Linked DNA regions of Mus musculus: all the other regions are linked to region 1. A link is a loop called in an ENCODE intact Hi-C map of the cell type or tissue named here. Cell type or tissue: left cerebral cortex. All regions are shown on one strand. Links, peaks and the distances in the headings refer to the core of each region. The heading gives the core; the rest is flanking DNA. Region 1 overlaps A830009L08Rik (RIKEN cDNA A830009L08 gene). Region 2 overlaps Ssbp2 (single-stranded DNA binding protein 2). Region 3 has its middle 34 kb from the start of A830009L08Rik. Region 4 overlaps Atg10 (autophagy related 10). Region 5 has its middle 30 kb from the start of Ssbp2.

Region 1 (6,329 bases), core at 629-5,628:
TAGAATTTTGAACTTAGAGAACCAAAAATTATCTTAAAAGAATGGATTTTTGATCATTTAAATTCACATCATATTTCTTTTCCTTTGTCTATCTGGTGTTCAATGATTTAAAAAAAAAAAAAAAAATCTAGCCTAAAGCTAACCAGCAATCTGCCTAGAAAACTTGTCTTAACAAGCTAGGAAAAAACCAAAACCAACAACAACCAAAACAAAACGAAACAACAACAGACCAATAGCCTTACCTCTGTTACAGAAGAAATATACACAAGTATTAACTTTATACAAACAAGGTTGAAATGGGTGGGGTCCTTTTATTGACGTCCAGTTGTCACTGTCATTGGGAAATGTTACAGGCAGCTTCCAGTGTGTGTAGATAAATTAGGACGAGTGGAAGTGCTGAGTAACGATGCTACTTTCTGTATACCAGCTATAAACGAAGGCCTGAAAACCCTGAGCCATGTACTTGAACCGCTAAAACAAGGGGGGAGGGGAGCCCAGAAAACTAAGAGAGAAACATGTTGAGATGGGAAATTAATGAACAGAAATGGCATTCAGGCATGTCAAAAGATAAAACAGATTTAGTTTTTGGAAAGAGATCTAAACCTAGTAAACAGGGCCAAGTCTCATGAATTGCAAAAATTACATCATGTACAATCATTTTAGCAATAAATTTATTTTAACCATCGATAACTAAAGGTGGTTATTTTAGGAGAACGGAGTCAATACATTTGTTTTCCTGAAGCAGGCAGGGGCAGTATTGTGCTACTCCTGAACTTCATAAATATTCATTAATTTTTAAAGCACTCTGGTTAGCTTTGGCTATTAGCTATACAGATATTTTGCCCTTAAATAAAAATAATTACAATAATTTCATTATTTAAAATGTAACTAGCAAAACCAAAAAAAAAAAAAAAGACTATACTTTCATTAGTAAAGTATATAATCATTAGAGAATATATATATTTTTTCAAAGGATTCTGTTCTAATTGAATTCCTGGGGTAAAATTCTAATAACCATACTGACTAAAATAACCTAAATGTAACCGAAAGTAAATTGAAAATACTTTTTAAGTCTTTTTTTCAAATGAATCTCCACTTTCAAGAATACCATAGTGACCCAATTACCTGTGACGGGACCCAGTTGTTTGCCATTCTTCTGCATTGCACCCCCAGTATTTCATAGTAGACTGTCTTCACAAGCCCAGTGCCTCCCATCCCCAAAGAATCCAGTGAACGGTTAGTGATATTTACCTTACAAAGTAACCAAAGCCAGATGCGCACAGAGCTCACGTCGCTGAATAAAGAAATTGTTTCCTTGTGATCACTCTTGAAGGAGAAACAGGAAACTATGGAAATTATTCTAGTGAAACTAGGAAATCGAAGACAGAAACGCCAACTAGTTTTATTTGTAAATAAACCCAACTGTATGAACCATGCATACCTTATTCTGCTAAAGCCCTTCAGCCTTTATAAATCAGGCTTTTTACACTATGACAGATTAACAACCAGGAGGAAATATTCCTGCATATGGAATCATAGATGGAGTCCTCCACCTCGCCTCGATTCACAGCTTTCATTGTGGTACATGTCGAGTCACATTTGTAGACTATGAAGAAATAAATAAATAAGATTAAAATATAACCTTAAGAAAAGAAGTCTGGATAATTGAAAATTTTTTGAAGCAGGGCCAAAGGAGAAAAATTCACTCTAGAGGGCAACTGTATATTCAGCAAAACACATTTTCCCTTGTGCTTTGGGTGTGGCTTCTATGTGTGGGACTACATATGTGTGAGGGCATCCTGCCTTATGATTGGAGTTAAATCTATGTATTTGCCAAAAGCACATTCCAGGCCTGAGAAATGCCTCTGCTACCCAGAGTCCTTAGGTTGGCATTCTGTCCTCCGTGGTCGTTACTTGGTTTGGTCCATGTCTGAGGTAAACTGAGCCCTGGAGGCTAGTACAACTTCCTTGTTTAGGTTAGTTTGAAAAACAAGAAAAGTGTCTTCTTGTTATTGAAGATCCACGCCTACAGGCTAATTTTTCTAAACACATAGTCAGCAGACCAGCAAGAAGAAAAACTTAGCTCCTGGCTCTCTAAGTGGATTCAACTTCCTCCCCGTTCCAGCAAGGGTAGAGTTGGATAATTTCTCTTCGGAGATGTTTATTTCCACTCAAATTTATTTTTGAGGATAGGGAAGAATACTGCTGTCTCTTCTGTGGATACGACTCCAATTCAAGGAGCCAGGCTTTGGTCTGCCCACTGTTGAGACACTGGACCCTTGTGGTTACCCGTGTATAACCTTGGAAATGGGGGGGTATCACCCCCATTATCTAAGGTCCTGGATTTGAATGCAGTAGCTCTAGCCCCCAGAAATTAAATCCAAAGTCAGGATCAGCAACTCCTTTCATCAGCCCCTTGCTGGAAAAACTGTGGTGCCCAAGCTTCAAGAAGGCCCATTCCCTCTCAGTTCTTTCAGGCCCACCCAAACTGAGCAGGATGGAATGTCTAAACGTATGTATGAAAGGGAAAGGGTTCATCCCAGCTGCCTTGTCCACTCCTCACCCTAGCTTTGGGGGTAGCACCAAGCATCTAAGTGGGGAGCAACTGTAAACCACAAACACCCAAACCAGGTGCCTGGCAACTTAAACTATAGAGGAGAGCTGAAAGGGCACGGAGTCTGAAGTTTAGAGAGTTCATCTTGGTATCTGAACAGACCCACTAAGGACAGAAATGGTTATATCCCAGGATTCCCCTTGTGTGGCAGTGTGAAGTCTCAAAATTCATTTTATGACCTCAACGCCCTTTATTCCGAAAAAGGTTTAAACGTCCTGTAAGAGTTTTAAATGCACAGTGGGCATAGGCGGTGGGGAGGCACTCTTCTACTTTGCCTAGCCACTGCTTTCAAATAACCTTTGTGGCGGGGCTAGGATGCAAAGCCACCTTCGCCCAACTGGTGCAACCTCAAAAACAAGCGGAAGCCAACAGGCTGCAGGACCAATCTGCCGCTCGGCCCCAGTTCTCTCTGCAAGCCCTCCAGCCTCCAGCCCCAAGTGCCCCGCAGCCCCTTTCTCACTGCCCACTCGAGCAGGTCCCTGCCCCCCGCCCCAACCCAGCCTCTAGAAACCCACAGTCGCTCTCAGAGCCCACCAGCAAATTCCCAAAAGCCCCCAGCCTTTCCAGGAAAGAGAGAGGGGGGAAAAAAAAAGACCATGACATCACGGGCAGGTTTATTTGGGTTTGTTTGTTTGCTTGTTGGCTCGATTAAATACTCGTGGAAGGTGAACGTACCCCACACAGGAGAAGTTTGATGTTGACAAACTTCTGGTGGCAGCGAGACTGTGTCAGCACAACTTCCGGGATAATGAGAGCTGCTTTGCAGGGAGCGCGGCAGCGGCGGCGGGAGGCTGCCACAGGACGGAACAGCAAATGCTATTCAGCCCGAGCAGTTTCAAGCCGCCCGAGCTGGGGAATTACTGTAGTCGAGCTTCGGCTCTTACCACCGGCGCTGGATCTGGGCGCGCGTTAGGGGGGGAAGCTGCAGGCACAGGGCGCCGAGAGGGGAGCTTTCAAGTTACTTTGCTCCTTGCCTGCACCCGGCAGAGGCTTGCAGGCTGCGTGGTAACTGCAAACATCTTGTTCCCTGCTTCTTTGGGCGGCTGCCCTGGAACCAACCAACTTTTCTCTCCCCCAAAACTCCCTCTTTGTTTCAAATAGGACTCTCCAAAATTTATTCTTGGGAAGACTGACAGCCGGGGTCAAGAAACAGCTGTTGAAGTTAATGTTTCTTCCTCCCACTTCGTCTGATGGTTGTGCCCTGCCAAGACAAAGTGAGAGGCACTGCCTGGTGGCTTCTTTAAACAGACATGCATTTAGCCACCCCCCAAAAAAATGTTTTAAAATGAGGCGGGGAGGGGCACGGGGGCAGTATATTTTCCTGCCTCACATACAATCTGATCAGAAATGCAACAGCATGTGTCTTTCAACTTGTGTTGATTACTTGCTGAAAAGATGCAGCAGATTTTAGTTTTGAGCACTTTGGGCATCAGGGGTGGGGATGAAGGTAGGGGTGATTGGCACTTTACATTTTAGTAAAGGGGATTTTTTTTCCCTTCGGGCCAGACCCACTTGACCCTCTAAGAGACAGAATGGCCTGGGAGAGGGAGAAAAGAGTTTTACTCTTTGGCAAGATGAAGTCACAATGGAAAATTCAAATTGTTGTGCACAACCAGAGCTGGCATAGAACTTGAGCAACCATTTTTATTTGGAGATGACCATAGCCTAGCTTAGGGTGCTACTGTGTCCTAATATCTTTCAGTTCTTCTTTCAGACCAGGGGCTCCTCTTCCTTTCCCTAACACAAGTTGGTCGTCACCCAGAAGGTATTCTAGAGCAGGGGGCTCTCTTCAGGGTGAAGGTGGACTAGGTAACCTTGCATCTCTTGACATTCAGAGAGCTGAAGGGTTGTGAAAGGACTGCTCAGGACTGCTCAGGACTGCCCTCCTGAGAGTTGCCATGCCCTGGCTGAGCAGTGATGTAGATGGGTGAAGGGGAACGCCATTCTTCCCACACCGGAGAACTAACCACTGTGCCACCTGGCTTGTTCTCAGTAGGGCTCGTTGGGTCAGATCCCACGAAGACTTAAAAGGCTCCCTCTACATCACCAGGTTATTCCATCACCACATGGCAATGCAGCTCCGCCACAAACTGCTATTGCATCAGCCCCAGGGATATTTTAGGAAGCTCTCAAGCTGGGTCCAGCAATGCAGGCATCAGGACCGCACTGCCAAAACCAGAGCTGCTGGACAGGTGGCCGCAGTGCCTTCTCTATTCTCTGTCAACCCTGTGCTCTCTCTTCAAAGCAGGCCGGTCTGCTTGGGGGCTTCCTTCCCCTCTCTCTGCCTGGATTCAGACCCAGGAGGAGATAACCTATCAGCCACTACCTTTGTTTTTCCTCCAGCCCCTTTGCTGTGTTCCAGCCCTTTTTCTGATGTTCTCGCCATTTCTGCCTATCAGGGGCACCCAGAGATCTTTAGTAGTATTTGTTCCATACTATCTGAAAATGAACTGGCTATACTCTGAGTCACAGCACCATACACATAGCCTCTAGCTTGGATGCTTGTACATCACAGGCTGCTTTGACTTACATGAACTTTTCTCTCCCCACCCCACCCCCGCCCCACCCCCAACCGTTTCCCTCCCAGCTTGTCTAGTACCAGGGTAGTGGCCAAGAGTCAGTAGACCCTTAGTAAGCACCCTGTTTTCCTGGTCTCTGCTAAGGCAATCCAGGAGACAATTGACTTAAATTCCTTCCGCTTTTTTGTTCTTCCTCAGAGAGACCAAGGCTCAGCATTTAGCAGGGCCGAAGCAGACCCCCTCTCATTCTGGGGTTGTAATTCTCTATTGCTGGCTCCTGTAGTTTTATTATGGGCTCCCTTTTTCTAAGATGGCAGACACAAACCGTTAGTGTGGAGGCCTGAAGCACTACTCTTTAAAAAGGCTTCCTTGTGTAGAAATGTAACCTTAGGGCAAAGTAGGCTCAGCTCCAAGAAAGGCACATTTATCCTGCCACTGGGAACACAAACCTGAGTCTAACCTCTGGATGGTTCTAAGGGCTGGAACTGTGAGCCTTCATGAGGCAGCATGCCTTCTGTCTGAAGATGGGGTTCCTGTGTTTTGGTAGGTGGGGGGACAGGAGAAGGGAGCAACGAAGGTGGAGGTCCTTCCCTGGGCTGTCCAAGGAACTCTACCTGCAATCAAAAGAAAAGAAATGTGTTTTAATGAATGACTCCCCAAATCCAAAAGTTCCAAAAGCTCTGATAACTCTATATCTGAGTCAGGGCATCCCAAGGTGGGTGATGTTTGTACTGCTTGCCTGTCCTTAGCATCCCAAGTGGAATGGCCCTGAACCACTCTGAGGATCTTGTCTGTTTTTGATGGTTTGGGGTTAGAACAATTTTTCCAAAGGTGACGATAAAAAGACACAGACTCCCAATTTACCACAGAGGCTATCGGATTTAAATCAGATAGTGTCATTAAGAGATTCACTGGCTGAGTCTTTTTCCAAACAGATCGACTGTGAACGAAGTATGGTGAGGTCAAGAATCTAGCAACTTAAGTCTGGAGTTGCTTTTCTCCCTGTGTCTTGTAAATGCTCACTTACACTTTCAAAAGCAATAGTAATCACAGCGTGGCTTATCAGATGGACATTTTACCATTAATGATCTCATGTAGACAGGTGTAAAACTGGAAGGCGGGTATTTTCTCTGTAGGAATTTGGGCTCTGCCTGGGTTAAGGGAAAGCAAGATATACCTAGTTAGAGACGATGAAT
Region 2 (5,000 bases), core at 1-5,000, 270 kb after region 1:
ATTGAATTCCAAAGATCTTTAGAGTTACCTTCTAAATGTCCTTTGAACAATATTTTTCAGAAGTAGTCATTTTGAGATGTAGATGTGTTAGTTTTCATTTCCTCCCAGAGTTCCTTTCAGATTTGAAAACCAGTCTACCTCCATCCACAACAGGCATTTCCAACAGACCCAGAAGCTTAAGACCCTCCCAGGCTGTTCACTTGCAGTTGGTACAGCAGAAGTGTAGGTTTTCTACACTTGGGTCTGTGCCCCATTTCACAGAGGTGACATTCCTGTGTGAGTCTTCTGGGCAAGAGCTGACAGAGGCAGAAGGAGAAATGGACGAGCAATAGTTGATATATGAAGGAACGAATAAGAACTGGAAATTAGAGAATGTTCAAAGACAAAGTCAGCAAAGAAAAGAGAATGTTGATGTTTTATTAGTGGAAAATCCTAAGCACATACTATTTAACATCCTCCTGGGTGCTGGAGGTGTATAACATGGCATACCTTGGCTATAGTCGGGAAACTGAAATTTAGAAACTAAAACATCCAACCATGTGTGAATTAAATTAAAAGTGTCTTTGCTGACATCTACAAGGCTAGATATTATTCTCATTTTATTTCCTAATTCATCTAGTCAGTATAATTTTGGTTTCTAGTTATTTCCATTAATCAGCAAAATAAAATTGTATTTTGACGATTCAAAAAAGGTACTGAATACCAATATTAGACCTTGCAGATACCAACAAAGGTAAAGTCAACGTAAACGTATTGCTTTGTATTCTTCATTATTAGAAAACAGAATAGAGTTCGATTAGTTATATGAGATGTTTGAAAATGGATGATAAAGTTTAACACGTAGAAGAAAAATATTGTTTTAAAATAAACAGTAAAATAGAAAAAAAGGCAAACTAGTAATCAATTTGTGGAAAGATAATGAAGAGAAGGATAATGTACTTCAGGATTAAAAAACCAAAACTGTTGAGCCAGTCCCCCAGTGGTGGGCAACGTTTGTGAGGTGGTGGAGAGACTGCTGCTGGGCGCCCTGTGGAGGTGCAGTTTATGATTTATCTGTACACTGGGAACTATTTATCTACATTATTTGGCATCAGACTTCTAACAGCAAGGCCTAGGAAGGGACCAGGCCTCTTCCCTCACTCTCCATCGAGAGAACTCTGCTTTGTAAAACCTGGAAGATTGATTGAAGAGAGCATGTTACTGGAAGGCTGTTCCTCAGGTGGAACTCTCTCCTCAGGAGGGAAAGACAGACTTCAGTCTCCCTGCAGTTTGCTCAACTCTAAAGGGAGGGCCTTGTAAAGGATGTGAAAGTGAAGTGAACATGGAGAAAGTTAGGTGTGCCAGTGAAGTGAAAGGTCTGGAAAATCTTCAATGAGCAAATTCACACCTAAGTCGGGGATATAAAAGGAACAATGACTGTAGTTCTTTCAGAAACACTCTTATATCCAAGGAAGCTGTTTTGCTTTGTTTTGCTGGTTTTGGTTTTGGTTTGGTTTTGCTGGTTTCGGTTTTGGTTTGGTTTTGCTGTTCCTTTTTTTGTTTTGTTTTGGTTTGGTTTGTTTTTTAGACAGGGCCTCACTATGTAACCCTGGCTGGCCTAGAACTTGGTATGTAGACCAGGGTGGCCCTGATCTCACAAAGATCTGCCTGTCTCTATCTTCTAGATGCTGGCAATAAAGGCATGTGTCACCACACCTGCATATTCAAGAAATTTTATTGCTGTATATTTTTAAACTACATTCTTTACATTAAATTGAAGTATATAAAACCATTTGATATGAATTTGTTCTGAAAGGGCAAGTGTGATGCTCACATTGAAAAATACAAAATAGCAAAAAACATGTCAGGAGAATGTAGTCGTCAAAGTCTCAAATATCTACCAGCAAGTAAGAGTTCCTCTGATGACCAAACAGGGCTAACCTTAGAACACAGTGATGACTTAAGTCAGTTACCAGTGCTCATGTTATGTTTCTCAGAGGAAAACCAAATATCTATCAAATGGAAACGAAAGTTTCTTTTCTTATTCCTGAATTTTTGAAAGTTGTTTTTTTGTTTGTTTGTTTTGTTTTACAGGACTAGATTTCTTAATATAGTAAAGCTATCTTCAACCAGCAATCAGACTATTTAAGTGTTTCGAATTATAATTGATATTGCCAGATAGCTACTACCATCATTTTAAGATTTACTTGAAAATGCCTGTATGTGGGTAGTGTGTGTTGTGCTGTCATAACAGTATATCTAAGAACAGAAATTTAGATAAAACCAAGTCTATGTCATAGCCAGGAGACTGGGAAGTCTGAGGCTGAGCACTGCCACCTAGTGGTAGGACGTTCCTGCTGTGTCTTATTTGAGAAAGGCAGAAGAGCACATAGAACAAACTGCCTCACCCGTTCTTTTAAGACCTGTTAGAAAGGGAGAACTCTTATATCCCCATCACCTCTTAAACGTGCTACCTCTTACTTCATTCGCATTGGTAACACATGAATTTGGGAAAAGACATAATTGAAATCATAGAGGCTTAAAATAGTATAGATAACAACATAATAAAACCAGCAATCCTGTTTATTTTTAATCTCCTTTCAGTTTGTAAGTCATATCACCACTTTATTTTTGCAGTTATTACTTTAAAGTTTTATATATTCTTAATATTTTTCTGTTCCACAAAAATGCAGATTTTACATCTTTATTTTTACTATGTAATTAGGACCTGGTTCCCTAGTACTCTTAGTAAATCAAAGGAGCAATTACCTGGCGTATAAAATCTTAATAAATCTGATTATATTTTATGATAGAGTGAATCTTTTTAGCTTCATGTCTGCTTTTTTTGAAACCTCTTAGAGGTATGTGGACCTCCTCTCTACAATATTCAAATAGCAAGGCTAATGATTTAATAAAATGTGTGTTAAGATGCACATTTCTTAAAAAATATTAAGTATGAAAGTAAGTAATTGAATCCAGCAGAAGACACTAAAATGACATGTTTCCATCCTAACGGACGTCTTCCTGATTCAGTTAGCTACAAGAAATATTATAAAATCATAGTGTATGTTTTTCTTTCATTAAGATAAGCTATTATAAAAATCAGCCCCAAACAATTATATAATAAAGGATATTCCATGGTAGTCTAGTGAGAATTCTTTGTGGGAGTTTTAATCTAACTAAGCTGTTTACTCTTGTTACATGGCTATACAGAGTCCTACACACTTCTGGGTTAGGCCCAGTTATAAGTTTCTGTTTATTCTTAGATCATGGATTAACTCTGTCTCATGTGTTAGCAAACATCAAACAAGTTTGTTGAAGAAAGTAAGAACTCTTTCCTTTGAGAAGCTTTAATTCACATAGCTTGACTCTTTAAATTCAATACTCAGATTATTTAGATTGATACTTACACAAATTAGCATGCTATTCAGTTGGAGGTTTATTATTTGACAGTACTTACAGAACCAATTCGTATACCTCTATGATACCAACAGAACAAGATTTGTGAGTGGACCAAATGGTGCTCTAGGCTGAGTCACATAATATAATTTGTTAGTAAAGCCTAGCGAAAGTGGGTGACCAGTATGCTTAGATCGAGGTCCTCAAAGTGAAGTTTAGTCAGAGTGATCTGGTCTGTGACTTTGTGCCTCACGTAGTTTCTAATATTGTGTTATTTTTGTATCTTTAAAAGAGGGCTGAGACTTTCTCTTACACCAATAACTAACTAACTGGGCCATGTTCTGTATGTCATCTAGTTATCAGGCCCAATAGCTAACTAACTGGGCCGTGTTCTGTATGTCATCTAGTTATCAGGCCCAATAACTAACTAACTGGGCCGTGTTCTGTATGTCATCTAGTTATCAGGCCCAATAACTAACTAACTGGGCCGTGTTCTGTATGTCATCTAGTTATCAGGCCCAATAACTAACTAACTGGGCCGTGTTCTGTATGTCATCTAGTTATCAGGCCCAATAACTAACTAACTGGGCCATGTTCTGTATGTCATCTAGTTATCAGGCCCAATAACTAACTAACTGGGCCGTGTTCTGTATGTCATCTAGTTATCAGGCCCAATAACTAACTAACTGGGCCGTGTTCTGTATGTCATCTAGTTATCAGGCCCAATAACTAACTAACTGGGCCATGTTCTGTATGTCATCTAGTTATCAGGCCCAATAGCTAACTAACTGGGCCGTGTTCTGTATGTCATCTAGTTATCAGGCCCAATAACTAACTAACTGGGCCGTGTTCTGTATGTCATCTAGTTATCAGGCTCCTGGTGTTCAGATATCCTTATCATTGTGTGCAAAGCATGAGTATCAGAAGTCCGGAATCCCTACTCTTATCATTGTACGACAAGAATGTGGCATGTTTTGAAGTGTAAGGAGGAGAGTCTGAGAACAGGAAAATCTGGGCATGGTAGCATTGCCTTGTAATCCAGCACTTAGGAGGCAGGGGGTTACCGTTATAGAGGACAGCTTCCAGTAGGTAATGAATTCTAGGCCACTCAGGACTACATAAAACTTACTGCTCCTGCTACTTACTGTTAGAGAGGGGAGGAGAGGAGGGGAGAAAAGAGAGAAAGAGTGAGCAAAAGGGAGAGAGAGAGACAGGCAGACAGAGAGAGGGAGAGAGAGAGAGAGAAAGGGGGAGACAGACTACAAAAACAATGAATGGCCCATTTGAGTCCATCAGGAGCCCCTGAAGCCTGGTCCAGGGTTGGTGTGTCCCCGTCACAGGGCTTTCAGAATTGCTAGCCCTGTCCTCTTGACTGTGAAGGATCCACCCTGTCCCTTTAGAACTCATTGGATCAAATCACAAACAAATATTCTCCCTTATTTGTTTTGTTTATTGTCTTTCTCCACTTATTAGGAGTAAGCCTTAAAGTAACGGGTGTATTTCTGTCGTATTTGCTGCAACATGAACACTCAAAAGTCCTTGACTCCAGTGGCAAACCCAGAAAGGGAATATTTTCCTGAACTTTTAAAATAACTTTATGGTCATAAAAAATCTATAAAGTA
Region 3 (6,329 bases), core at 577-5,576, 51 kb after region 1:
CTCTTCCTTCTCGTCTCACTGGAGAGAATATGGAGCGCATACTTAGAAAAGTCTCCTTCTAGGGTGTCATCATCAGACTTCTCAACCCTGTCGCCTATTAATATTCTTACCAAGCAGTAGTAGGAACATCAATATTCATATTGTTCTCATTTCAAAGACCTCATGGTTGGCAAGAACTAGGTTTTTGGCAGGAGTTAGGGGAGGCTCAGGATGGAACCCATACTAAATAGCCTTTCTTCACCATATTTATGTCATCAAATTTAAAATGATTTAAATTTCTGTAAGGCCGTTATGATGCTCTTTTTAAGTGTATGGATTTCCACTGCTCTGAGCCCGATTAAACAAATAGTTAATATTGTAGTTCGCATCAGACCCTATCCTTCAGCTATATTGATCCTGAATTGTTGAGCGCTGAGCAATAGAACAAGCTAGGGTAGAGGATTCCCAAAGCCCCTTCAGTTGCCTCGGTTCTAGCTCCTTAAATGAAGGAAGAATGAAGATTTCTTCTGTATCAAACGCCAAATAAATAAATATCCCTAAAATAGGAGACAAATGTGCAGCGTAGTTTATTTATAAAGAAAACATCACAGACCGTTGTCATTGTAGCATCATTTTCCACTTGTAATGCAGGATTTTATATCTATGTAATAAATAACTGGATATATAAAAACATGATAGGCCAGAGTCAGGAGAGCACCAGCCAGTTAATGACAGAATCACAGGGACAGAAACAGCCTTTCTATTGTTGGATGATCTGAAGGGAGTGGGTTTTTGGAAGAAGCACTGGGGACGAAAAAGAGCCTAGATTATTTCACATTGGGGTACAGTTTTCCTTCCATCACTCAAATGCTGATAAAGGACACCTGGAACGCATGAAAGCCTTGCTAACAGTCACTCAGCAATGCTAGCAAGGCTATTATTGTAGGCAAGAGGGTCTACCTTAAGTTTCTCACTAAATTCTGTCACAAATCATTCCATTGCTCTGGTGTTTACTATGCATTTGAAGCTACTAAGGACCATTTAGCTGAGTGTCTCATGGTCTGGGAAAAGGTCCCTCGCACTCTTGTGTGATGATGAATATAGTTACAGGCTCAAATTCCCTTGCAAAAGAATTGAAGGAGCGTTGAAATCGTTATATATTGCTAGACCTCCACTGTATCAAATATGCCTGAAATACATAAGTTATTGGCTAAAGTTGGGACTTTTTTTTTAGTTGAGAATTTTCATCATGGTGGTATTTATTGTAAGGGGATCTGAACTGTAATATAACACAGTTACAGTCATAAATATAATTATGAGTATGTGAGTGCTGAGGGAATACAGCAGAGGAGATTAATTAGAGACAGGTAGTTCCAGGACTTCCTTCTCCAAGGGCTTTGGGCTGATGCAGGGGGCGGTCTTGCTTCTCACCAGATTTCTCTTTGCCTCTAGGGACTCTCCTACACTGAGAGCTACAGACAGAAGGGGAGGTCTTTCAGCTGCACCCAAATCACGAGCACCTTCAGATGCCCTCATTAGAAGTCTCACCTCACTCCTTTAACACAGCTACTGTTACTGGAAAATATTGTCTTCCATTAGCAACTTCTGGGACATTTGACGATGTCTCAGGACTTGGAAATCGTCTTTTAAAATGAACCAGGATGCAGATCACTAAGGGTCAAACCCTCAAAACTCTATTAATGAAAAGTGTGTTTAATAATGGACCTAATAAATTATGAAGCATTCATGGGCTCTGACACGGCTGTTGCTGGGACACTGTAGCCGCTCTCATCTGTCCAGTTACACAGGAGATCTTACATTCGAGTAGTGATGTGACTCCCTGTTTCTTTTTGTCTCCTGGACACCGACACATTTTATAGCTTCACATATTTAGTAAGACACTCCAACCATTGAAGAGCAGGTCCATTAGCAGATATAAGATTTGTGTTACAGTACATTATTTGAATAGATCTAAACAGCATGGTCACTGCTGACATTAAAAATAATTTAGAAACTAACTCAGAGAGATAAAGACAGAGTCCATGATTTTTGCTGAGTACCTTGAAGGGATGCTTATGCACAGCTAGCAGCAGTTACAGCTTCCTGGATGACTGGACCTCAACCCCTTGATCTGAAGGTTACTTTAATGCATCGAGAAATATTTCATTGCCACCAATAAGGTGCAGAGACAATACAGCTGGAGCACAAGTCAAGCCAGAAATGAGAATTTTGTGCTTTTAGCTCCCAAGGTGAGATGATCAAGTACATTGTGCTGACCATTAACTGTTGCAGTTTTAGCATGGCAGTGGTTCACTGCAATGCCAGGCAAGTCACTTAAGCCCTTAGCTCCTTGGATTCCCAACTTGGCTTCTTCCAACTTGCATGTCAAAGCCTCACAGAAGTGTGTTTTCACTGACCAGTTTCCAGGCACCCCAGTAAGTACTCTTGTCTATGGGAGTAAAGGTCAGGGACTTTATTAAAAACCAAGTTGCTATTACATAAGTACCAACCCACAATCAGTGACTACTGGGAGTTGGAAACCATCAGTCTAGCAAAGGAGGAATTCCAATCATCTATATGGATAAAGTGCCAGAAAGCAAAATGTACTTTTTTTCTGTTTTTACACAACTGGAAAGGTGAAAGCAAGCTGAAGCAAACAGCTTGGAAAGCCTTGGGCAGGACAAAGCAGCCCCAGGTTAGTAAGAGGAAGAAAGGGTGACTTGGGATCCAGGGCTTCACCCTGGGAGTGATTGTCATCACAGGATTCAAATGATCACTTCTGAAAGCTTCATTCCAGACTGAGGTGTCCTAATTTCAGCTTCAGAGAAGTATTGACAACAACAGAAGGAGGAGAAATAAAGAAGGGGAAAAACAGACTAAAAGGAAAGAAAGGACTGGGGTTGTTTGCATGTGATAAATGATCAATGGTCAGTTACTTGAAGGCATCAAGAACAACATTTCAACAGTGTTTTGCAGCCCCAGACCCCAGCAGAAACTCCCTTCAGGAGGCTCTAGCAGCAGCCTCTGCACCTACAGCACAGAAAGCTGCTTGCAGTAACTGTCACCTTCAGGATGACAGCCAGGCGACAGAGCATATCACCCAGAGGGTCGTCCTTGTGATAACACGAAACCAAGTGAACTTGGTCATTTCTTGGTGTTTTAATAACGCTGATGCAAAATATGAGTAAAATTACAGGTGCCAGTCCCCGCTGCAGCGTGCTGATAAACAGCTCCCCATTTCGTAGTGGCTGGTCACATCTGGAGCCTTTAGGGATGCGAAAGTACTGGAAGGATTATTGCAAAAACTTAAAGACACTTTTGCTGCCAATACTTTGTTTTTAACCTAAATTAGTGGGGTTTGGGGAGGAGGGAGGCGCTTTTTTTAGAGAGTTGCAATGCTTATATCATATACCTATTTAAACCCTAATCAAATAGCAAGATTGGAAAGGGGATTAAGTGTGGACTAGTTGCTCGGAAACTTTTCCAAATTGACCTTAAATAATCAGAGAACAGTATAAAGCTATGGAATTGTGGATATGTTTTCTAATAATAAACGCTATCAAATTCCTCAGTTAAAATAACCTGCCCAAACTTGGTTGATCATCGTTGATAACCTCTTTTATAATATCAAATTTGCAAGCAATGTGCACAGTGTCAGAGTCTTAACATAAGTGAAAGAACACAGTTGTTATTCACTATGGAGTTATGAATTTCAATAACCACAGACATGGACATAATGTCCTGGGAAATGGTTGATATTTTGACTTACTTTGAATAACGCTCTTCTTTCAGTATAAATATTTCTTTATGCCTCGCGTCTGCTTTAAGGTTGTTTGGGTTGGGAGCAGAACTAGGAATAGATGATGCAGATTCTGGGTCAAACTCATCACGATTTGTCTCGTGTCTCTTGAAGGATGATTGTGTACATGTATAGTTAGTAGTGTGAAGACCCCTTATATGTTTCTCTCTTCCACTTCCCCTTTGATTGAGAAAACACAATAAAAATCCTCTGGCAGAAATTTGACACGGCCATTGAAGTCTGGCTTCCAGGCTTCCTTCAATGAATACACAAGGTTTGCCATGGCATTACATAGGTTGACCGGAAAGCAAATATTTGCAACAATATGGTTGGACTTATGCTTGTATATTTATTACAGGGCTTATTTGTAGAAAACATTCCTTTTGGACCAGCAAAATGGCTCAGCTGGTAAAGGCACTTGCTGTCAAGCCTGATAACATGAGTTCAATCCCTGAAAGCCATATGTTGGAAGGAGAGAACCAACACTCTCAAGCTAGTTTTGTGACTTCAACACACACACACACACTAAATGTAAGACTATGTCTCATAAAAAGAATATTTAAGGCAGATCGTAATGTAGGGAACTTAACAGACTTTACTGGACATAGACACAGTGTAGTATGCTCAGAACGTGAAGCTCTCAATCTCTTTCTTCATATAAATGAGCAGAGATACATAACAAGTTGATCTTGAATCTATCTGGTAAAAAGGACCACCTCATTGACTGTACACTGCTAGTGCATGCAAACACCAGAACACACGGTCTTAGATGTATATCAGCATCAGATGTTACTTCACTGAGAAATTAATTTGTTGGCCAAGATATGCCAACATAAATGAAAAGAGGCCCATGCGCCCTCTCCAGTTCTAGTCTGCTACGGTCTGAAAGTTCGAGTCCCTCTAAACTCACATGTTGAAATCCTGTCCCTCAAGGTTTCGGGAGGTAGAAAGATGATTATGTCTTCTTTAGAATGGAGCTTCTCTGGGTGAAAGTTGTATCTTACCTAGAGAGAGACAGACAGACACAAAGAGAGAGACAGACAGACAAAGACAGAGACACAGAGAGAGACAAGAGACAGACAGAGACAGAGAGATACAGAGAAAGACAGAGACACAGAGAGAGACAAGAGACAGACAGAGAGATACAGAAAAAGACAGAGACACAGAGAGAGACAAGAGACAGAGAGGGAGACAGAGGCAGACAAAGAGAGCCCTAGAGAGCTTATTTGCCCTTCACCTTGGGAGAACACAGTGAGAAAATTCCATCCATGAGGACGGGGACTCTGACCAGACACCACGTCTGCCAGAACCTTCAGCCTTAGAACTCCAAGGGATAAATTCCTGTTGTTTATGAGCCACCTGTCTATGATACTTATCAGAGCACAGATATTCTAGATGCCATCCTTTCTGTCTAAAGTCTCACCTTAAGCCTCGTATATATTCCTCTTTGGGACAGTAATGGAGAATCCCTAATTGACTAAATCAAGAAGTTAAAGACTTTTTTCCTATTTTTTTTTTCTGTTTTCTTTCAAATTCCACATATTGAAGGGATATTCTGAGTTGGCTTCAAGATTATAATACTTATATGTGAGAGAGGAGAAGGATGATGCTCACATTTGCCGAATGCTTGCCATTCTTGCTGGAATGATCTCCCATACTCCTTACAAGGAACTGAAAAGAGAAACACAACTCTCCCCACGGTGATGATGCAGACGGAGACCTCCTGAGAGTTCATACATCACAAGCCGAAGTTTCAAGCTGGGTCTAGCTCTAAAGCACGTGTTTTCTCCACTGCACTTTGGTTCCTTTTTTTTTTTTTATTCTGAAACTTTATATAAGAAGGACCAGAGGGAGAGAATTCCTTCAGATAAAAATATCTAATATTATTTGAAACATACTTGCATACATCATTAGAAAATCTATGTGATGCAAAATGGCTCTTAAAAAATATCTCCCATATCCCAACTTGCAATTTATGTCTTGAACAGCGTAACTAGAAAGTTCTGTCTTGGTGGCTGAAAAGGACAGGTGGAAATTTCTGCTTTTGATACAACAAAAGCTACAGGACTCCTGGTGGTGATGACCTTTTCAGTGGTGTGTTACTGTTTTAGCCAAAACTCCCCTTGCCAGGAAAGGCAAGCTACCCAAAAGAAGTTTATTGTGAAGTTTAAATGGGCGATCTTCTGGCCATCCTAGGGAAAAATAAATAAATGTATAGCCCACACACTGGACTTAGGGCTGGATCGTTAACTGAAGAATTTCCTGTTTCTCTAACCATGGAGGTTTGCTTTGCTGTTTTCGGTTTGTGTCCACCTTCTCCGTTAGCTTCTGCTGGCTCATCAGCAAAATCATAGCTGAGATTAGCCCCCAGTTCTCAGTTTCTTATAACCACCAGATTGCCATCTGAAATACTCTTGAGCCTCTTTAATTTCAAGAGAAAAATCTGATTTCTCAATGCTTTTGGATGTCTCTGGTCAGGTGTCCTCTGAGGAACAACTAATGTTCCTGCAGAGGGTGGTACAGACGTTCCTACCTCTCTAGCTAGGCTGCA
Region 4 (6,329 bases), core at 589-5,588, 400 kb before region 1:
AAGTAACACTGTCTTAATATTGCAACTTTGAAATATTTCATATCAACAGTGCATAGAATCTTTCATAAAGCCCTAGGCAACCAGCTTTGGCTTTACGCCACTTTTGACCTGGCCACGGGATGCAAACCGAGAAATAATTGACTTGTTGCAAAATAACAGAGGGAGGAGGGTTGTGCTTGGGGTGGGTCTGACTGTCTAAAATGCTTGTAAATTTATAAAGTACAGTGCTCTTCCTGACTGGACAGGGCAAGAGTCAGACTTTTCAAAAGCAGTATGTTTCAAGGCTCTATGTTCTAAGAATGGGCTTGCATTTTCTGGCACGAGTCTTCTACAAGCTGCTGTTTGAATCTCAAAGGGCCATGGAAATAGGACATAGAAAATCAAATTAACTAAAGCTCATATTTGCCTGAGTTCCTGCATTGATTGGTATTAATATGGCAAGAGTGTTAACATACCCCTCAGGAAAAAAAATCTATTTACCCTGCAAAGGGTCTGAAGAGAAATATTAAAGAAGTGGCTGGTGGGATGGTTCAGAGGCTAAAGGAGCTTGCCACTAGGTGTGACCAGCTGAGTTCGATCCCTGGAACTACACAGTAGAAGGTGAGAACTGACCAGGTGCCCTCTGACTGCACAACCCCCACACAAACAATAATAAAAACAAAAATATAACAAAAAATTGAAACAGGAATATTAAGTCTAAATATCAACCTACGGAACTGTATATTCGATATGCTGACATAAAATTTACCTACAAACAAGGTAGCATCCGAACTTTCATCATGAAGCATAGTGTGTGTGTGTGTGTGTGTGTGTGTGTGTGTATATGTGCGTGTGTGTGTGTGTGTGTACCTAGATAGTATATACATGTCATTTTCAGTGTACTGTAAAACTGATGATCATAAATGAAACTATCGCATAACTCTCTGACATGTGTTCAACTGAAAATAAATACCCACCATTATTCACTGAAAAACATAGAAATACTTGGAAATTTTATTTTTTCTTTCTGTCATATTTCCATCCTGCTTTTTATCATAATGTATATTTTATGCTTAAAATCATTTTATTGATCTTTATGTAAAGCTAAAAACAGATATATATGGAGAACAGGGTTTTATATTTCTCTGTGATAATTTCAGAAAATACTACATTGGGTATCTGATTTAGTTCTCAATAAAATTTTCACTAGTACTTAGATGACTGAAATAACAAATATATTTAAATTTTAATAAATAAAATTTTAATAAAATTTAATAAAAATTACAAAGCAAAAGTAATTTTTGAAGTTACAAGTAACCGCATCATATAGCATATATAAGTATTCCGGCATACTTATATGGACTTTCATCAGTACGTAAATATTTTCTATGTAGCACAGTTTTTCATGTGTGTATAAATCACTAGACTCATTTCACTATCCTACTATTATTATCCCCATCTTATAGATGTAGAGTAAGGAGAAGAAAGTTGAGATGACTCCTCGGAGACTCTCTGTCTCCATATCGGAGGCACATACCTATCTCCTCTGCTCTCTAATACTTAGATCTGGGACATGGGTGCCATAAATGAAGCTGCCACGTTACTCTGTTCAGTGCCCTGGTATGAGCAAAGGCTAAAGGGCAGGGGGCGGGGATTGGAAGGGAAAATCTCTACTTCAAGTGTCTCCACAGTCAGTCAGATTGTTTGAGCGGGTATCTACGAAAGTAGGAGATACAGAAATTCTTTCCCTTAAAGCATTATTCTCATACATCTATTGAGAAGACGGTGAGAACATCAAGGGAACACCCCATTTTAAGGGCCGATGTCTCCTCTATCTATGATACAATAAAAATCAGAGAAAGTTTTGTAAGTCATTTTTAATGCTTTTGATTCTAATTTTAATTAAAATTTAAATAATTTTAACTCCCAAATTTCATCTTAAAATGGCAGTCAGTGTTTCCCTGGAATGACACGAATGCTAAACTGTAACAGCATGGCCGTAATCGTAACTATAATCTACATGGTTGGCTTATAATGATGATATGCAATGCATGAGAAGACAGCAGGTCAATAATGGAGCCGTGCACACAACGCTCCTTTCAAAATCTGTATTTGCATTTCTATTACTGAGATCATTTCCTAATAATGAAGTTGCCATGAGAGAAGTCCCCATTACGAAGGAAGCAGTGTTACAGAAACAGCATTATTAAAGCATCGCTGTGTACAGGAACTTTTATTAGGGTGATACAAGTTATATATCATTGTAATAAAGTTCCTATTATAACTTTAATTGCATAAAGCTGTGTTTGAGTATAGCAATGTGAGAGCTGCAGGACTTTTAATAAACTATCAAAATAATGCTTTGGTAATAGGATTGTTTAGCATAGTAATACTTCAGGGAAGACCAAGCTCACTAATGGATGATGCTTATTTCACTGATTATACATGCTCTATCAAGAATTAAAATGAAAAAAAAATGGGAAAGAGATGAGACATGATCTCTGATGCAATATGCTAATATATGCATGGAAACACACACATTAGTTCTCTTTAATATAACAAATCAATATCTCCAATTCATCTGTTCATGGAAGATTGTAATCTGGAAATATGGCCATCAATGACTATAATAATTAAAAGATTTAATGCTCAGGTTGAAGGCTTGCTGGCAATCTAAATGCTAACAAAAACAATGAGAAAACCTACAAACATGCTGACATATGCTGAAAAGTGCCTGCTAGAAAAATTAGAGACATATGAGCTTTAAGAACTTAAACACACACATGCACACATACCATGAATTGACTTTAAATGATTAATTTCTTCCCTTCAACCAAGAAACAGGGCTATACATTCATTATGTGCACACTCAAAGATGCTTGTACACATTGTCTGCTTCAGAGTTATAGCTACAAGTTAAAACTTCACTTAGGTTCACAACAGGGAACTTTAGTATATTTGTTATTTATGTATTTACACTTTTTTTTTTTTCAAAATTCTCTAATAGAGTCAGTCTTGGGCTGTTCCTCCTGGAAACATGTAGAACATCCGCCAGCAGAGACCGCCAGAGAGCCATCCACCACACTGTAGGCATGGATGCTAGGCTTGCTGCTGAGGAGAAACAGGCAGAGAAGGAGCCCGGCTGTGACAGGCTGACATAAGCTAAGGAGATGGAGACCACAGCCAGTGCTACAACCACCACATCTTCCCCCTCAATAGAGAAGCCAACGTCATTGGTTCTAGACTCCTGTGGCCTGTCTAGGAAGCAACAGCTGGCTAATCTGGAATCTGCTTGAAAAGCTAAGTGCTTTTCTTTATAAGAAAGCATCTCCTTGCCACAATGCCGTCTTCATACTGCCTTCCAGCTGTGAAGGTTCACAAACATGTGGGTACGGTCAACTTAAAACCCAGGATGTTCGTCTTCCCTAGTGACTCACGTGATTCAAAGGCAAACATGAGCAAAAAGCTCCTCTAATGCTATAGCTCTCATGTCTTTGCATTAACTGAGGGGCACTGTAATAGTTAGCTGGTATGGTAGTTTTTAAGATTACAACATTCTCCTTCAAATATGATCTAGCCAAACTACTTTGCACTGGCAATGAGGAAATCTATTTCTTAAATTCACAAATCTTGGAGTCTTTTACTTGGTACATTTTCATACTGAACAAGTACAGGGCTCAATTATTGTGTCAGTTGACTAAACATCTGCATATCTGCTATGTGGTGACACCCACATATTTGTAGAAATATCAGTTTTCATGCATAAAACAAAAAGTTTAAACCATGTAATTTTGAAAAATCTAACTTTCGCATTCCTTTAGTTTTACAGCTGACAACAGACACAGACCTTTTTCTTTAACTCAAGTGAACAACCCATTCTGTCTACTCAAGACCTCCAGAGACACCAACTCCCCATAGTGACAGGAAGAGCCTTTCAGATGAACACCTCCAGAGGCTCAGAAGTTCACTTTCACTGAAGGACTGTTTTGAAATCTCCTTTCACTTCATTGCTCTGACCCCTTAATTCTCCAAAGCATCTTTCAGCACCCCCACCCCCACCCCCACCCAAAGCACAGCTTCCACCAAACACTCCCATTTCTTTTCACCTATTGGAAGTTAGTCCCAAAATGAACTCTGGCGAGCATCTCTCCTCCAGCCGGCTCTAGTTCAGGCTTTTCATTCTTTCTCCGTTTTCATTCACTACAGAAACTCAAATGCTAACCTGATATCATCCCTTGCTCAATCATTTTGGGAACATAAATCTCTGTCAACAACCAATCAGAGCTCTGCGTCACAGGATAATGCCTGATTAATAGATTTGGGGTTTGCCTGGCTAAAAATCTATACCTACATGATAAAGTCTCAACTGCAAAGGTCTCTGTTTTTCTTGTAACTTGGTCCAGACAACTTTTCCAGACCGTCTTTTAGAGTATGCCTAATCACAGAACAGAGAGAAGGCTTCGGTGTGTACCTACCACATACCAAAGCATAATCTAAGCCCTAAACATCCTGCTGGCAAACACAACCACAAAGGTTCTGTGTTGCTCATACTCTCCCAACCCGAGCTGCTGCTGCTCATCCTCACAGCTATGCTGTCCCAGTTAGAGAAGGCTGGCTTTGCCCACACTGTATATTCCTATTGCAACTGTTATGGCTAGCTAGCATTTTCTTACTGCTGTGCCGGTCTTTCTATCTGAAAAATTCTCTCCACTTCAGTTCACAATAAAGTCTCTTCTAACTACAGCCAACTAATGTCTTCTGGGAGGAAAATTAGCCTCTCCCAGGGATGAGCCCCCTTATTGGTTGTCCAGTACAGAGTGGTTCACACACACACAAACACACACCAAAAATGATCTTACTACACTGTATTATTTAGACATACACATACATACATACGAATTGTATACATACGTATGTATGTTAACAACAATAATAAAAGAAGCTATAAACTGGAGAGTAGGAGACACAGGAGTGCTTCAAAGGAGGGTGGCCGGGCAGGACTAGAAGGAGAAAAGGGAGAAAAGGGAAGAAAGAAAGTGTTGTGTTCTAATTAAACTAAACACTTATTTAGGGGCTGGGGAAATTGCTCAGCAGTTAAGAGCACTGGGTGCTCTTCCAAAGGACCTGGGTTTGCCTCCTAGAATGCACACAGTCATTCAAACTCCACTTTGAATGGAGATTCCCATGTCTTCTTCTGGACTCTGCAGGTACTGTACAAACATACAAACATGCAGGCAAAGCGCCCATACACACAGACTAAAATTAAATAAAAATTTAAAGAGCCTGTTTTTAAAACATCTCTCTTTATAATCTCTCAGTGGTCTATGGCTTTAGCATGTCTTACCTGTACTAGCTGTCTAAGGCTATAAAGATTTCATTGTAGTCTTATGTAGTATTTTTTGAAGATTTTTTTATTATTATTTAAAATTATGTGTGTGGACATACGCATGCGAGTACACATATCCTTAGGAGTCAGAGACAATGAATCTCTCTGGAGGTGGACTTAAGAGTTTGTATGGTGTTGGTGCTGGGCCTTGAACTGGAGTCCTCTGCAAGAGCAGTCAGGACAAGCTCTTAACTGTTGAGCTTTCTCGGCAGCCCAGTTATGTGAAACTATTATCAACAATATCATATTATTATTGACCAATTCTTTTGTGTCATCTATGTGCTATTGTCCATCTTTGGAGAAAGGAGCTCATTCTATAGTTTTCTGTTCCCCAAACAGTGCTATCTCTCACGGAGCCTCATACCAATTCCATAAATCTCTATTTGTTAGTTATTGATGGCTGACGGCAAGACATGCCGGTGCTGGATGACGAAACTTATCTCTCACATCCAGGGGTGATCCGTAGAAATTTCGGAGGATCTCTCTCTGCCTAGCGACTGATAACACGGCCAATGTGTCACACAACTTAGCAACAGCCTAAGAGCTGTCATTCCTCATTCTGGTGACAAGCCACAAGTGTGCAGACACTGGCATGCAGACAGTATGTAATAAGATTATTTATATTCCAACTAATAACTTTCTTTTGCCATCTGCATATAGTAGAGATTGGATACATTCTTATCTGTGTGCTTATAGTGGAATTTCAATCTTTGGAGGCAACAAAGGGCATCTTAAAAAAAAATAACAAAAAACAAAACCAGATAGCAGATGATAATGGTATATGAGTGTGGCCTTGTTTGGTGCTATTAGTCACTGCAGATGCGTCTGCTATCTCTCGTCTGCATCTATAACTCTCACCACTGCCTCTTTACAGAGTAAACAAATGCTGCTTATAAACTTCTGGACACAGCCTGTCTGCATAGGGCTTTCTAATCCTCCAACCTGCTTAATAGACTTAAAAGCC
Region 5 (6,329 bases), core at 753-5,752, 60 kb after region 1:
GAATGCCTTGTAGACAGCAACATTGCAACGTCTTCTCTCATTTGCTTGATTAATACAATCGTGACCATACAAGTGAGGAACCAGGGAAAAGTGGTTTGGCTGGAATAGAGTTGGTACTAAAGATCTGCTCTATCCTTAGATGAAGTCATCTCATGTTTTAATCTTAAAAAAGAAACAGATCGTGTAGAGGCAGTTACCTCTTGTTTCAAACACATGTGAAAAATATGATTTCATTAGCTAACTAATGAAAGGACTATTTTGTTGTTGCAACAGAGCTGAAGGTGGCATCACATGAGACATGTCACACAAAGCATACTGAAGTGAACTTTAAGATCAGTACAAATACATGCTGCTACCCAGAAGCAAACAAGCAATTGCATTCCAACAGACCTAACTTGGATTTTTATTATCAAGACCTGCATTATGAGCTGGGGACATGGCTCCGTGGTAGAGTCCTTGCCTAGCACTCTTGAGGCTTTGGGCTCAAAGAGAACTAAGCTTGGTGATGTCACATATACTTATAACATCAACACTCTGTAGGCTGATGCAGGGGGATCCTGAGTTCAAGTTCAGCCTGTATAGCAGAAACTATCTGAGAAAGAAAGGAAAAGAAAGATTTACAGTATTATCAGTTTTCTATAAGTCACATGGAATTATAAAGACCTCAAAGACAGCAAAAACGAGACTTCACCTAAGCAGATGACTTAGAAGGACACGTCAGATATCTATATCTTTTGGTCTGTTTAAACTTCTTTCATGTTTTATCCTATTGTTCATTTTCACACATTAAGAACAGGACATAGAGAAACATTAATTTCTCCTGGATTCTACCAGGAACAACTTGAACGGAAATCAAGGTCTGTCAAGTTCCAGGAACATTCTTCTCAGTGCGTGGAGCAGCATTTCTCACAAAGGGGTAGTCTGAGCCTTAGTCACATTTTCTTCTCTTTTCTCTTTTTAAATTTTTATTGGTTCTTTGTGAATTTCACATCATGGTCCCCAACCCTACTGACCTCCATATCCATCTTCTGCCCTTGCAACATCCCCCACAAAATAAATGAAAACAAAATGAAGGAAAGAACAGAAAGACAAAACACTTCACAGTGGAGGCTGTCATGGGGTACCACATAGCACACCCTTTTGCCCAAACAACTTGATTTGCAAGTGTTCATTGCAATGAGTCATAGGTCTGGTTCAAGGCCACTGGCTCTGGCTACACTATCAATCCTGGATCCTCACTGAGACTCCTAGAACATCCTATTGCTGCCCCATGTTGTGGAGATCCTGCAGCTTTGGTTCTGCAGGACTCCCTACCCCCACCCCCGACACCATGCTCCTGAAGCTCATCAATGGGGTAGATATTGAAGCCGACCAACTCAAAGCCGCAGATCTGATTCGGGGTTGTAGCTGAGTTGATCAGCCTGCCATTGCTCTCACTCTCTGGACACCATGCTCAGCTCTCCGGCTTTGCCTACTTGAGGGGCAGGGCCAGCTCTCCCTCACCTTAGGAGATACAATGACAAATGAAGAAATTTTGAATGGCCACAGTATGGAGCTGCTTTTGACTTCTAATAGGCAGAAGCTCCACTGAGTACTAAGCAGAGGATACACATACCCTACAACAGCAACAGCACCAATAACAACAACACAACAGCACCCCCATATCTTCTTTAAAACATATCTGCTGTCGAGAGATATTTTCTTTGGACATACTCAGGTTAGAAACAACTAAACTTATTTGTCTGGGCCATCATGAAAGACAGAATCTCCTCTTCAGAGGCCCATCTTCTTTCAAATATTTCCCTGCTGTGTCAGTCATCCAAACAACTGACGGGGGCGAGAAGAGCAGCAACTGGTAGGAGGTGATGAGACCTTGTGGTCATCATCAAAGCAAAAATGCTGTCAGTACGTAATTACATTTCTGTTTTCCTTGCCTCTCCCTTTGCACCCTGGCTTCGTTCTATGGCTTTTCTAGACTCATCTTTTCAAAATCCTGTTTAAAAACACATTTCTCCCTTTAGTCACATCCCAAACAAGTTTTTTTTCCATCCTTTGCTCTCTCTCTCTCTCTCTCTTCTTGTTCAGTATTCCTTTTTTTTAATTATTATTTTTTTTTTATTAAGACAGGGTTTCTCTGTATAGCCCTGGCTGTCCTAGAACTCGCTATGTAGACTAGGCTGGCCTCGAACTCAGAAATCTGCCTGCCTCTGCCTCCCAAGTGCTGGGATTAAAGGCGTGTGCCACCATGCCCGGCTTGTTCTGTATTCCTTAAGCCCAAAGCATGTTAACAGTGACAGAATCCAGCTGGGCAGTGGTGGTGCACACTTTTAACCCCAGCACTTGGGAGGCAGAGGCAGGTGGATTTCTAGTTCAAGGTCAGTCTGGTCTACAGAGTGAGTTCCAGGACAGCCAGGGCTACACAGAGAAACACTGTCTCGAAAAAACAACAGCAAAACAAAAAACAAAACAAACAAACAAACAAACAAAAAACAATGACAGAATCCTTTCTGAGCACACAGCAAGAATGCTGGGAGAGCCTACACATTAACAACTTTCATCCAACCTCCCTGAATGGAAAGTCCTTAACTCAAAAATCCTGTATGACTTTTCATGACTGAAGACTTTTCAGTGGGTCAGGTTCTAGGAAAAGAGAGAAGTTATTCCTAAGAATGTCTGGTTTACCAAGAGCGTACATGGCAGGCTGGACTTCAGCCACTCCCACGCATATGTAGCAAATGGTCAGCTCCTCTCAGTGGGAGAGGATGCGCCTAGCCCTGCAGAGACTTGATGTGGGGGGAGAGGTGGGGGAGGGGAGCAGGGGGGGCCTCCACCTGCTCAGAGGGGATGGGGAGGGAAAAGGGAGGAGAGACTGGGAGGGGGAACCAGGAAGTAGGAGGAGGGATGGAGATCTGATGTAAAAAAAACAGAAAGAAAGAAAGAAAGAAAGAAAGAAAGAGAGAGAGAGAGAGAGAGAGAGAGAGAGAGAGAGAGAGAGAGAAAGAAAGAAAGAAAGAAAGAAAGAAAGAAAGAAAGAAAGAAAGAAAGAAGGAAGGAAGGAACGGAGGGAGGGAAGGAACGAAGAAAGGAAGGATCGAAGGAAGGAAGGAAGGATAGAAGGAAGGGAGAGAAAAAGAATGTCTGATTTATCGTTAGGAACATAGACACATAGTTTTCAGCTCTTGTGGCTTTGAATCTCCATTTCTAAGTCCTGGGCTCCATGGTTTGAGACCAGAATTCTCGAGGAGCTGAGGACCAATGGAGAATCACTTTTGCAGTCCAAAACAGGGGAGCGGGCATGGTGACCTTCTGGCTGTGCTGATCCTTCGGTCTGATACTTGTTTTTAGTTTCACTTTCTTGTAATTATGTTCATTCCATATCTGACCTGAGTAACACCACCTTTCTTTCTTTCTTTTTCTCTTTGGTTTGTTAGTTAATTTTAATGATAACAGCACATTGTCATTAAAGGGGTTTCTCAGGTCACAGTGCATTGCAGAGAACAGATTGTTAATTAAATGGTAATGGTTTCAGAATTTGGATGGGATTCCTAAAGTTAATAGCTATTAGTTACCTTGATGTAGTAAAAAGAAAAAAAAAAGATAGAAAAATCAGTATTATAAGAACCACTATGTATTTTGCAAGCTGCCCTGCAGGATCACAGCACACTGCTCAAAAGCAGCAGCTTTGCTGACAAGGCACTGACATAGTTAAGAAAAACCATGAATCACGAGGGGCCAGGAAAATGGTCCTGCCCGGCTCACATTCAGAGGCAGCATAATTTATAAAGCGCTAGGACAGTGGGAGGTAGGCTGTCAGAAATGCTAAGTTCTCTGTGGAATTATTACATTCTCTTTGAAAGATTCGATGCCATTGAGACGAGCTAATCTGGGGAAGCTTGGAGGTTCTGTGCAATTGGGAAAAGTGCAAAGATACTTGGAAATGAAGCCAAATTCCTTAGCACTTTTCCCACTGGAAATCAGGCCCAAGGTCTTATGAAAGCAGGCTTTCTTTTCAAGCATGGGGGGGGGGTGGGAATACTGCACGAATGCCTATGGTACTTTGAAACTTCCAGATTCACCAATACCAGAAAGGTCAGCACTGTGCAGAAACAGGCATCGACTCTGCCTCTCAGATCTATGTTTGCTCCCATACTCTTTTCAATTATTTAAGATCAGATATTGTCTACAGGTTCAGGGAAATGAGACAACAGAAAAATTAGCGATGTGTGTTGGTGACTTCAGCGAATGTATTGTCAGTTGTAATGCTTATCATTACTTTTGATGACTAGTAACTTTTCACCATCTAGTCCTTACTTAGTGCTAAGGACTGCGTTAAGTACTTGGTGCTAAGGACTGTGTTGAGTACTAAGTGCTAAGGACTGTTAAGTACTAAGTGCTAAGGACTGTGATAAGTGCTATGCAAGGGTTATTTTATCTAGTCCTCTCATAAATGGAAATACCACCCTCAAATTAGAGACTGAGAGACCTAGCAGTGTGCCCCATGTCACATGATTTGTTAGTGGTGAAGCCCGTGTTCCAATTCCCGTAGCTTTTTATAAATGTATCAGGTTTTAATCTAATAAAAAAGATTAAAATGACTAAATCTACTTGACATTTTGGAATGGAATATGATTCACCTTGAAGAAGAACATTCTGGGTTTTGGCATAGCAAACTGGCTTTTTATTTTCAAGTTCTTTTTATATGATTCATGTCTGGTCCATCACCGTACTGTACACACCACTCTCTAAATACTGTTCCCTCAAATAAAAAGTTTGTCCGGCTTTCAGAAGTGATATCTGCATACACCATTCCCAAACCTCCCGGTCTCTTAACCTGTTCACATCCTCAGCTCATCCACAGTAGCTGGAGTCAGAGATGTTTCTTCTAATGGTTCATAATTTGTCAGTCCAGTACCATCTATTTCCTTGGAAGTCCATTGTATCCACTGAACAGGTGGTCCTGTGTCTGAAGCATTTGTAAGAAGAGTATAATGGTTTCTATGGCGATCAAGAATGAAAACATTACTCCAAGCCATTTACAATGATAATTGAGCAAAACAAGTACATGTATTTTTGTGTTTGTTGCCTGACTATTGGAAAGGTCTAGCTTGGTTCGTGGTTTGCAGACGCTTTTTCCTCTCGCGTCTGGGTAGCAGGCAGCAGCCTGATAGCAAACATTGATTTCATGATGAATGGCCTTAGAGCAATTTCAGCAAAGGTTCAAACTGAACCTTTTGTGGCAAGCACTGCCCGTTTCGTGGGTGCAGAGTGATAGGACTTCCAGACGAAGCATCTAGCCAGTAGGCAGGCTTAGGCCAGCAGGCGAGCCTGGTTTCCAGGCTAGTAGCTAAGCCGTTTCTCTTCTGAATCAAATATCAGAAGTAAGCCTTTTCCATTTGTGTATGATACCAGAATAAATAGAGGTTCCTCACAAGGGAAGCACTCGATTCGGCCCACTTTAACAGATGGTTGTGGAGACAAAGTGTGGCGCTGTGGAGAGGGAGCGGGCTTCAGGCTTGGCAGAGCTGGATCCGGGGCTGGAAAACCCGGAAAACATTACTTATCTGCTTTAATTCTCTCTCTTGGAAATTTAAAACAAGAATGCTTATACAGTCAGGGTGTTTAAATCTAATACCTACATGGCCCTGTGAGCAGATACCTGATAAAAAATAACGTGAGAGAAGGAAAATTCTTAGCTCACAGCTAGAAGTGAAGGACAGTGACCCTGTTGGGAAAGGAAGGCTTGCAGGGTGGCTCACTTGTGCCTTAGCTGGCAAGGAAGCAGAGAGAGACCAGGTCGGAAGAAGGTCTGGGCTATAACCTCCAAGGCTACTCCACAGGAACCCATCTCCTCCATCCAGGCCACAGTCCAAAGGGTCTGCACTCTCCCAAAGCAGTGAGTGCCACCAGCGGGGGAGCAAGTGTTCAAACACAGAAGCCTTTAGGGACATGTCTCACTCATACCATGACAGAGCCTTTCTTGCAGAAATCTCAGAGGCCAGAACCTGTTCCAACTGAATCATTATCCTCCCCTGGGTTTGGGAGGACATAATAAAGTCTGGTCTGACAAAGCGTTTTCCAGAAGCCTGACTGGCCACGCGCTTGCCTCTTCTTCCTCATCAGTTTCCCCTTCTCCTTAGCTGGAACTGTTGGTTGCTCATCTCACTCTGTGCCACAGGCGTCTAGGAGTCTGGAAAGGTCTGAATCTTCCCAGAGAGCAGAGAAGCAAAGCGATAGAACAATGGTCAGAATTCTGTTTGCACAAGGAAGGGAGTGCTGACTGTGAACATGCACAGAAAGTGGTTTGCTTGGTCACAAATGTACTGAACTCA

Evidence for each region. Peaks named below come from ENCODE experiments on the same cell type or tissue, not always from the same donor. Only the 100,000 strongest peaks of a DNase experiment are listed, where the experiment ranks them.
Region 2: it touches region 1 in a loop (4-fold over the local background); 17 of 42 quality-filtered maps call a loop at or near these places.
Region 3: a loop joins it to region 1, with 7 times the contacts of the local background. A loop is called at or near these places in 13 of 42 quality-filtered maps.
Region 4: it touches region 1 in a loop (2.6-fold over the local background); 16 of 42 quality-filtered maps call a loop at or near these places.
Region 5: it touches region 1 in a loop (3-fold over the local background); 14 of 42 quality-filtered maps call a loop at or near these places.

The regions. Positions count from the first base shown.
Region 1 is chr13:91,367,610-91,373,938 of GRCm38, forward strand. A830009L08Rik (RIKEN cDNA A830009L08 gene) reads right to left here. Exons shown (of 3, transcript NR_045161.1): 2 at 5,583-5,747; 3 at 1,381-3,815. Among named protein-coding and RNA genes, the nearest start is that of A830009L08Rik, 17 kb to the right of the region's middle. In left cerebral cortex, for the core only: a CTCF peak has its summit at 742; DNase peaks (open chromatin) are centred at 2,955, 3,548 and 4,717; H3K4me3 peaks cover 1,265 bases; H3K27ac peaks cover 2,886 bases.
Region 2 is chr13:91,634,708-91,639,707 of GRCm38, forward strand. The region is part of intron 4 of Ssbp2 (single-stranded DNA binding protein 2); the gene reads left to right. Among named protein-coding and RNA genes, the nearest start is that of Gm22778, 86 kb to the right of the region's middle. In left cerebral cortex, for the core only: a CTCF peak has its summit at 2,326 (motif pointing left); a DNase peak (open chromatin) is centred at 2,320.
Region 3 is chr13:91,418,567-91,424,895 of GRCm38, forward strand. No RefSeq gene overlaps it. Among named protein-coding and RNA genes, the nearest start is that of A830009L08Rik, 34 kb to the left of the region's middle. In left cerebral cortex, for the core only: no CTCF peak of the experiment used is centred there; a DNase peak (open chromatin) is centred at 3,177.
Region 4 is chr13:90,964,586-90,970,914 of GRCm38, forward strand. The region is part of intron 5 of Atg10 (autophagy related 10); the gene reads right to left. Among named protein-coding and RNA genes, the nearest start is that of Gm46434, 36 kb to the left of the region's middle. In left cerebral cortex, for the core only: a CTCF peak has its summit at 3,041; DNase peaks (open chromatin) are centred at 3,059 and 4,580.
Region 5 is chr13:91,427,786-91,434,114 of GRCm38, forward strand. No RefSeq gene overlaps it. Among named protein-coding and RNA genes, the nearest start is that of Ssbp2, 30 kb to the right of the region's middle. In left cerebral cortex, for the core only: no CTCF peak of the experiment used is centred there; DNase peaks (open chromatin) are centred at 3,797 and 5,454; H3K4me3 peaks cover 419 bases; H3K27ac peaks cover 1,922 bases.